Linked DNA regions of Homo sapiens: all the other regions are linked to region 3. The links are chromatin contacts, found by Hi-C in ENCODE. All regions are on one chromosome and are shown on one strand. The core of a region is the stretch at or near the end of the contact, and the rest is flanking DNA. Distances in the headings are between cores, read along the strand shown.

What was found. A loop is a pair of places that touch in the nucleus more often than their neighbours do. Pooled maps may share reads with other maps.
Region 1: a loop to region 3 is called in a pooled map, with 6 times the contacts of the local background. The contact joins the promoter of BIRC2 here to the promoter of CWF19L2 in region 3. A Hi-C loop is called at or near these places in 4 of 50 pooled maps.
Region 2: a loop to region 3 is called in a pooled map, with 29 times the contacts of the local background. The contact joins the promoter of ZW10 here to the promoter of CWF19L2 in region 3. A Hi-C loop is called at or near these places in 5 of 50 pooled maps.

The regions. Positions count from the first base shown.
Region 1 is chr11:102,345,552-102,349,086 of GRCh38, reverse strand. BIRC2 (baculoviral IAP repeat containing 2) reads right to left here and starts at 1,873. Exons shown (of 9, transcript NM_001166.5): 1 at 1,711-1,873; 2 at 1-489. RefSeq lists an enhancer at 1,252-1,321.
Region 2 is chr11:113,771,855-113,774,984 of GRCh38, reverse strand. ZW10 (zw10 kinetochore protein) reads left to right here and starts at 1,293. Exons shown (of 16, transcript NM_004724.4): 1 at 1,293-1,423. The coding sequence starts at 1,319. RefSeq lists enhancers at 1,103-1,162, 1,293-1,562.
Region 3 is chr11:107,456,289-107,459,519 of GRCh38, reverse strand. CWF19L2 (CWF19 like cell cycle control factor 2) reads left to right here and starts at 1,695. Exons shown (of 18, transcript NM_152434.3): 1 at 1,695-1,808. The coding sequence starts at 1,704. RefSeq lists an enhancer at 1,411-1,916.

The DNA.
Region 1 (3,535 bases), core at 624-3,123, 5.1 Mb after region 3:
CATTTCCTGCAGCATCATGTTGACTTTCTTCCTAACTTTGTATACCACTATTATTCTTGATCAACTGAAGGTATTTTCTCCATAAACTTAGTTAGCCATAAAATTTCCACAGCACACTTTTTACACTGCATTTAAAAACTAAATAACCTGTTCATCATTTAAGGACTATTCAGCTATAATTATCAGTCATGTTGTAAACATTAATCAATTTATCACAAGATAAAACTTGTCCTTTCTAGTGTTATCAGAAACGCCTAACAAAATATTGTACTACCAAAAAAGTACTGCTTAGCATAAAGTATCAGTAATCAACTCTACTAGCCTTCTTTCTGAAAACTCTTCAATGTTTTAAAAATATAATTCATACACAAAATTACACTCCATAGAATTCAAACTATATCCCTTTATAAAGTTTCGAGATCTCCATAATGGGATTTATTACTGCAGGGGGACAAAATAGGGATAGGGAGATTCTTCAGGGTTGTAAATCTGAAAAGAAAAAACAAAAAGTATTTTAGAAAACTGTATGTGCATGCCAAATAGAACTTACATACTCTTCAATTTATTCAGTAAAGTCTAAGAATAATTCACACTTTAGATAATACATCTTAATTCCAGCAATTTGTCACAACTTTCTAAATGAAAAAGCTATTAATTAAAATAAGTAAATGCAACATACTCCCCATAGCACTAACTATACGTGTCTTTAAAACGCACAACTTCAGAGACAGATGGAAATTTTCACACAGGAAACATTTTGTCCTTGCTCTCCTCCCCTTTTCTGGCCTAAAGGTAACTCTGGCACTCTGCTGGAGGCAAAGGCACATTGGTTAAAAAGACAGACAGACACTCCACTACACCCTGTCAGCAGCAGTACAGCAGGAATTAAGACAGCAACGTTAGTTTGTAATATCAAGTCTCTCCACGACTAGGAAAACTGCAGTAAAATGCACCACGAGTTCATTAATATAAACTCTTAAACTCTGCCATTCCCTTACAATTTCAAAGCAACGACCACAGAAAGCAACTCGAAAACAAAACCTAACACAGTGGCCTGTGAAACAGTGGCTCCGGCACTACGACCACTGGCATGATTGCTTTAATTACACCCGGTCTTATATCCTATCTTTAAATGAAAGATTTTTATCTACGTGCACCGCACTGCTGCATTCTCTTTACGCAAATTGCAGCTGGGCAGGGGATAGGATGGAAGGGAAAAGAATAGAAACTATGGGATTTACCCAATAATTTCCCAGAGTTGCTTCTCACAATACACAACAGACGACTACTGGAATGACAGAGCGCAGTGGCAACTATGAAATATGAAATATCGCCGCCACCGAAATATCTTCGTTTCAATGTATTACATTAAAAGAACGCCGAGGGCTAAGTTTAAAACCTTGCAAAAACTGCGAGAAAACATCTTGGTCAAAGTCCAAGGGCCAGAAGAGTGGGCGGCGGCCAGAGGCTTGAAAACAAGTCATTTTAAAAATCGCTTTGACTGCAAGTCTCGAAGTTGGGGCTTCCGAATCCAATAAAACCTTGGCGAGAGTAGAAAGCAGAGAGCCCCCGGCGACCCTCGACCCTTGGCCGAAGGGCCTCAGGCCCCGTCCTTCCTCGTTCGCCGCCACATCAGGGAAGTGGGCCCCCGCGGGCCCTCGCGTCCCCACCCGCCCCACGCCGCCCGAGCCCGGAAGGAGCAGCACTCACCGCAGTGCGGGCGCAGCAAACACGGAAGCTGCGCGGCTGCCTAGAGGCCTCCGCAGAGCCGGGAATCAGCGGCGCCGACAAGGAGATACGGCCCGCTCGGCTCGGATCAGCCCGGGCGCTCCCGAAGCCCGCCGCCCCATCCGGGCTCACTCTGACGCACGATGACGTCAGCGCGCCCGGCCGAGGACCAGCGTTAGCCGCCGCGCGAGGGCGCCCGGGAGGCTGGGGCCGGAAAGCGGAACCGAGAGCGCTTTCCGCCGTGCGGCGATGAACCTCCGGGAAAGACGCTGGGAGGCCAGGATGCCCGGCGCAACTGGACGCTCATCGGGAGTCACGGGGTCGGCCCTCAGGGGAACGGGGACTATCCGTATCAACTCGGTGTTTGTTCGTTTTCTTCACCTTGCGGTTTGTGCCCTCTCCACATTTCCTCTCTGTGTCTACCATTCTCCTGGGGGACGTGGCAAACCGTGAGCCGCTGCGTTTGAGTTTTGGGAAACCCTGCGGAAACGCCCTGGCGCCGGTGGTTTTGCGCGTCCTACCCTGTGTCACCTCAGGGTTATGATCTGGCCCCTGGCAAGGCTCCCCAAGTGTGATGCCTCCCCCCGTCCAGATGACTGCATTTTGAGGATGGAGTCAGTCTGGTGGCATTTTTTGCTTAAGTAAACAATTGTAACCGTTTGTGTAGCATCAGCGTTCAACAGCTGCCTGTGCAAATCGAAAAAAGCGAAACTTTGGAAACTAGGAAGCATCAGATGAATAATTCTGAAGACTTGATGTCAACGGGAGTATCTTGTTTTTAAACTTTTGGTTTTCTGTTCTGGAGACAAACAGTTCATATGCACTAAAGAAAAAAGTGTCATTATTTCAGATGCTCATTGCCAGCAAAGAGAACTGTATTGCAAGTCAGGCTTCACTCCCAGTATTTTCTGAATGTTTCAATAAAATGAAATATATACGTCTGCCTGTGTATTGGTGTACATGCACATATAATTGTACATAAACCAGAGAGGAGCCCAATTTTTTTTAATGCTTAGGTAATAGAAAATTTGTAAATAAAAACCCTTGGCTTTTGCTAGTCATGGACCTTTTGTATCCCCCCGCCATACTCCCCCAATAGTGCCATAGACACAGTGTCGTGCAGTAAATGTTTGTGGTATGACAACCAACGAACGACTTTTGAAGTTGACGCTCTTTGCCCGTTGAATCCGATGCTTGCTTCTCTCTGGGGAACTCCAAGGGGCAAATATTTAAAAAACTTCCAAATAGCAAGCCACTTAATTAGGGAGCCGGGGGAATTCCAAGACCCTGAACCATTTCCCATTTCCTGTCTGTGTCATTTCTGCCTGCCAGTCAGTCACAGAACAGGAGGTCTACTGTTCCAATGTTAATAGTCAAAGAAAGTGAGTGTAACAGTTTGTAATACAGAGAAAAGAAATGCCATGGCTCCCAATGACTAAAAACTTCCAAAAATGCACCTGGGGCTTGGTAGTAGTTTAGTATTTAGTTCAAGTCACTATTTCTCGGAAGGTTTACAGAACATTCCTAACACATGTGGGAAAATATATATAGCAAGAATTGTTCATTCTGAACTCAAGATTATTTCTCTTTTTCAGTTCTTGTCCTGACCAAAGCAGTAAGATAATGAATATACTTAAGTATAGGGGAAAGCTTGCATTTCAAAAACTCAAAAGCCTTAGATATTTTTAACAAAAAATATTTGTAATATTTACATATAATAAATAGTACCTCATAACTTTTAATCTTGTATAACTTTGTAGTCTAGTGTTACAGCTAGTTAATTCAGTTACCTGTTTATTCAGTTAAT
Region 2 (3,130 bases), core at 44-2,543, 6.3 Mb before region 3:
AAGACACTTAACAATTGTCAGGGATCTTAGAGTCAGTGCCTACTTGGGGTCAACCCTCACAATATATCTTTTTAAAAAACCAAAAACCTTTTAATCAAAACAGTACATCTGGCTCTTGGTATCCACGGATCCAACCAACCACAGATCAAAAATATTCTGGAAAAAACTAATAAAAAATAACAATACAACAACAAAAAATAATGCAAATCAAAATACAATATAACGACTCTATAGCATTTAGATTGATTTGTATTAGGTCTTATAAGTAATCAAGAGATGATTTAAAGTGTATGGGGAGGATGTGTGCTGGTTACTTGTAAACATTACATCATTTTATGTAAGAGACTTGAGCATCCACGGATTTTGCTACTGGGGCAGGGGAGGTTTCTGGAACCAATCCCCCCATACCAAGGGAGGACTGTGTATGTTTACTGCAGAAAAATAGAGAAAGCAAGGGCAGAGAAGAGAATAAATACCATAAATCCACCACCCATAGGATAATTTGATGTCTGTCCTTTACATACATACTTACATACTTTTTGTTTTCTGACCAATGGTTATACACTTAAGTTTTTAAAAAGGAATCATAGTATACATAGAATATTGTGAACATCTTTCTGTATGCAATGCATTAAAATAATGAAACCATTTTTAAAAGCTTTTGACACATTTATATATTTATAATATGACAGAAAGTACTAAGTATCTTGTTCACACAGGACTAATATTATGTATATCTAAGTAATATAAATATGTAATGTAGGTAATGTAAATGTGTAATGTATCACGTAGATGTAATATATGTACATAGATGCAATTATAAGCAACCTTTTATTTATAATGAGGTGACGCCACTTCTTTACACAACTCTAGAGGGCGCCATTCGTAGATTCTGGTGCCACAGCGGCCCAATAAAAGTTGAGGAAAAAAGATCGAGATGGGCTCGTTGGCTCTTTCAGTTAGATAATTTTACAAGTAAGCCTTTTGAAGTTTAGAAAGGTTCAGTTAGACCTGGTTATTAAAAACGTTTAATTTCCTCCAGTGAAAAACGGGCGGGAAGCAACGAACTTTGAAAACAACTAAGGAAGAAAACGCGTCTGCTTACAGTTTGCCAACTACGGGACACCGTGGAAATCCCATCTCGGGATTGGCGCGGTGCCTGCTGGGAGTTGTAGTGCGCCCCTCGCCTTCCGGGCGGCGGTCTGAGGCCCGCGAGACTCCGTTTCCCGGCAGGCCTCGCGTCAAGACGGCCGGCGGGACGGGAGCTGCGGCGCTGGCTACGAGAGTGACCCAGTCAGCGTTGGTTCCCGTCTTGGCCATGGCCTCGTTCGTGACAGAAGTTTTGGCACACTCCGGGAGGCTGGAAAAGGAGGATCTGGGGACCCGGATCAGCCGCCTGACCCGGCGGGTGGAGGAGATCAAGGTGAGAGCGGGGCAGCTGTCTGCTGACTGGAAGGGGACTCCGGGTCCTTGTGTGAAGGGACTGGAGAGAGGAGTCAGGGGCTAAGGGCAGACAGAGTGGGGACCAGCAGAGTGGGGCCTGTTGGGGAGATCTAGTTGTGGGGGCTGAATGAGGAGTGGAGGGGCCCAGAATGTGTGGATTGAGGAGGGATCTTGGAGGGGAGCCCACACAGGGGTTGGGAACTGAGGAGGCGAGGAGACCTGGGACTGTGGGGACGAACAGGCGGTGGCTGGAGAGCACTGGAGAGTGGAGTTATGTTGGGGAGGGGTGTGCCGCGGGAAGAGGGAGACTGAAGAGACCAGCAGAGCGGGAGGAGCAACTGGAAGCTCCGAGGAAGCTAGGGAGCGAGCGCAGGAGAGGAATAGAAAAGACAGGATCCCCCTTCCCCTTCTTCCATCGATGAGTGTTTATTTCCTCCACCCACTCCTTGATTTGTTGATGAATAAAATAGCCTGGAGGATTGCACCTTTCTCCTCCCCGACATTAAAAAAAAAACAAACCCAAACCCTCAGTATGTTTTTATTTTTATGTATCTATCTATCTTTTGAGATGGAGTCTTGCTCTGTCGCCCAGGCTGGAGTGATCTCGGCTCACCGCGACCTCTGCCTCCCGGGTTCAAGCGATTCTCCTGCCTCAGCCTCCCGAGTAGCTGAGATTACAGGCGCGTGCCACCACGCCTGGCTAATTTTTTTTTTTTTTTTTTTGTATTTTTAGTACAGACGGAGTTTCACCATGTTGGCCAGACTGGTCTCGAACTCTTGACCTCAGGTGATCCACCCGCCTCGGCCTCCCAAAGTGCTGGGATTACAGGTGTAAGCCACCGTCTCCGGCCTCTTAATGTGGTTTTAAAACTTCATCTACAAGCACATGAAGCTGTGCTGAGTGTCATTGGTACCTACGTAAACGTTGCTGCCTTGAGATTGATACAAAAACTGGAAGCACGTAGCCACACACAGTTTTGCTTTGTACTGATATTGTTACCTTGCCAGTATTTGTCCACATCTTCAGTTGCTTTCATTTAAAATTTTGTGTATCTGAGTCAAGTAGGGTTTCGAGGGAGCAAGTTTGCCACACACCATAAGGGCACAGGTATAACCCTTCCTAACAGCTCTTGATTTTACAAAAGTAGTTTCCTGAATTTTAAGTAGTCATATCCCTGACATCTCTTCTTTAATATGGCTTTCGGATTTTTCACCACTGTTTAATGTGATGGAAAGAGGACAGGTTTTTAAGTTACTCTAGCATGGCAAGCGACCCTAGCTCCTGCGTGTTCTGGACCCAACATGCCTTTCTTTGCTTTCACTAGTTTCCTTTACCAACTTGAATCTTCAGCCAATTGAGAATTACTTTCTCTGCTCTCCCTCCCTTTTTTAATCCCATATTTTGCTTATGTTGCCATTTTTCCATCTTTACCTGTAGTATTTTTCAAACCCATTTTTCAAGTTCCATTTCAAATGTCTCCTGCATAAAAAAAAATCTTTATCTTCCCTCAGGGAGAGGGGATCTCTTTCTCATTTGTGCTCCTGGAAGGCTTTGTAACTTTGTTGCTGTATTACATTTCAGTCCTGTATTCTTGTTGCTCAAGTATATAGTATCTTTACTACGTAGGAATTTGAGGGCAAGCATAATTTGTTCTTTTTTTTAATTCATGTATTTATTCCTCTGTCA
Region 3 (3,231 bases), core at 446-2,945:
CAGTTTTATTTGTATTGCATGGTATTTACAAATTAATTGAGAAATGATTTTTTATGATGTTTTCTTCTTTAAGCACATAGTATACCTCTCCATTCGTTCTAGTCTTTTTGGGGAGCTTATGCAAGATTTTAAAGTTTTCTTCATATAACTTTGCACATTGCTCTAGACCGAATGTTTGTTTCCCCAAAATTCTTATGTTGAAATCTAATCCCCAATGTGCTGGTATATGGAGGTAGGGACTCTGGGAGGTGATTAGGTCATGAGAGCAGCACCCTCATGAATTCCTATAAAAGAAGTTCTAGAGAGATCCCTCTCCCTTTCCGCCATATGAGACACAGCAAAAATACTGCCCTCTAGGAACCAGGACACACCTTCACTAGACAGCAAATAGCCCAACACCTTGATTTTATCCAGCCTCCAGAACTGTAAGACATACTTGTTTGTTATTTATAAGCCATCCATTCTATAATATTTTGTTATAGCAGCCTGAACTGATTAAAACACACACGTTTCTAATATAATCACAGTTTATTTTTATTGAATTGATGCAAAACAGTGAAATGGATGTTTTTCTGAATTCCAAGAGAATCTGAAAAGACGTTGATGCTAGTTATGACAAATATCAGTCAATGTAGTCAGTTGATTAAATATTACAAGGTCGATTAGTAAATTACATTTTAAAATAAAATGAATACTTTCTATTGCATATCAAACAAGTAGGCATTGTGTGTTCAAGATTCAGACTCATAGAATGGTAGTGAATGTAAAAACTCTTGGAAAGCTTCTTGCAAACACACATTAAATTTTATGAAACCTGAAGAGAAAGAGTATTTACCTCAACCTGGCTTATGTTACTTATTTTTAGCGTCTTTAAGGTATCGTTTATAATTAATTCCCCAGCCTTCTTCTTCTTGTAAATGTAAGCTTAGTGTCTTATGTTCTCAAAGCACTTCATCACCTTAGAATGTCTTATTCTTCTGAACTTAAAAGTTTTATGTTTGGGCGATACATGCGTAAAACAAAACAAAGAAATCTCCGCAGAAATAAATAAGTAACTGTCCATTGTAATGAAAAATGCTTGGATGGATAAGTATGAGTAAATAATATGGGGTCAGAGGAAAAAATATAATGTAAACTTCTAACAAGTTAAGCACGGGTAAATTGTGAAGTGCAATGCAAAATTCACATGAGTGTTTCATATATTAAGTAAAATCCACCAAAACAAAACACTGAATCTTCAAGGCAATTCTGTCCTTCCTGCCAGCTGCCACTACCTTTCTGGCAGCCTCCCTTTATCCCATTCCTCCAGCACAGGGAAATGATGCTCTGGCGACAAAGGGTACTTCCGCAGAAAACTTTTGAGAGGTACCAACTTAACTTCCAAGAGCTTGTAACTTACTCCGGTGATTTTAAGACGAAATTGGTGAGAAAGCTGTTAATATAGTAAAAAGTGCATAATAAATATATACGGGTATTAATCCTGCTCACAATCGCACCCAACACCTGAAAGAATTAAACCCTCCAACACCCTTCGGGTCTTTAAAATCTGGGCTGCGGTAATCCGAGCCCTAAGCGACCTCAGATGTGCGCATGCCCTGTTGGTGGAGCCGTGCTCCTCCTTCCTCGGGTCCGGAAGTCCCGGTTTGTTTGTTAAATTACGACCGTCGTAAACTAGAATTTTCTTGCGGCTTCTTAGCTTTACGATGGCAACAAGTATGGCGGCTGCTAGTGGTAGATTTGAAAGTGCGAAGAGTATCGAAGAGCGGAAAGAACAGACCCGGAATGCCAGGGCCGAGGTGTTGCGCCAGGTACCTCTGTTTTGGGGCTTTTGTAGTTATTTATTGTTGTGGGAGTTGAGGGTTCCCGTAAGCTAGCCCACTCACCCCTTCCCTTACCTCGTCAGTACTGAATCTCACCTTAATTTGGGTGAGTTCTCCCTTTGCAATGCCGGTAAACCCTTTTGTAGCTACCGATTTTTTAGATGTTCTGGCAGGTGCCAGTTGCTAATTCTCTTTTCAGGCAGATCTGTCGCTTTTTCTCCAAGTTTCTTTACCTTTTAAGTTACCCATTCTTTACATTTCTATCACTCGGACTGCACACTTTGTAGGTCCCCTGCGGCTTGTAAGGACTCTGCCAGCATGTCTCGCAGCCTCAGTCATTGCTACTGCTGTATCTGAAATGAGATTTTCCTTTTTCGGAAACACATTCAAGTCACACTTGAATAGACTCAGTTTGACATTTCCTCCTCCTGTCTCTATTGGTATCAATTCCAGACTTACTGTAAGCTCTTACCAATCCAAACAAAAGTTAACACCAATCTCAGTATATTTAGCCTGTCACAAAAGATCGCGAAACATTGTATTTCTCACTAAACTTCAGATACATAGAGGTAACATACAAAGAATGGAGAAAGTAAGCTTCTGAATTATCTGACAATCTATTCAATATGTAAGAAGTGTGGCAATGAAAGAGAAAAGTTGCAGTTGGAGAGCAACAGAGAATTCAGTGAGGGTTTTTGTTTTTATTTAAGTTGGAAGAGTTTTAAACAAGTTTAAATGCAAATGAGAAGGAGCCAGCAGAGAAGAGGGAGAGGAGACTCTAAAGGGAAAATGACATAGTTTCAAAATTTGGCAAATAATTTGAGGGTGAAGCAGCCCCATTCTCCTTTAATCTCCAATTTTCTCACCCTGTTCTTTGGAGTCCATCATAAGCCCTGCTCTTTTCTCTGATATCGATTTTTCTGTTTGGTATATAACCATTGTATTCATCTTCTTGCCTACACCAAGAATTATTATATGCACCCAGGGAAAAGCTAGCTGCAGAATGTTGGACTACCTCTCCATGATTTTCCCTTTTCTGGAATATTAACTCTTCTAGTTCTTGTTGCTTCAGCAGTTCTCTGATATAAACCTTTAATAAATTATTTTTATATTTGATTAAAAAAAAAAAGAAAATGACTACAGCCAGGTTTTAAAGGGGAAGAGTGGGCGATTAGTCTTGGGTAGGTGAAATGTTGGTATTGTTTCGTAATTTCAACATATGTAATGTGTGTGTGTGGGTATATATATATTATTCATTCTTTTCTCTTTGGTATTTCCAGCAGTTTTTGGAGGGAGTAAGTTTCGTAAGTTGAGATAAATCTTATAGTAGAGATATGCATAGAATTTGAAAAGGACCAAACTGAGCTTTGGAGTTACAGGGAAAGAAAGAGGGCAGGAACGATTTCCTAGG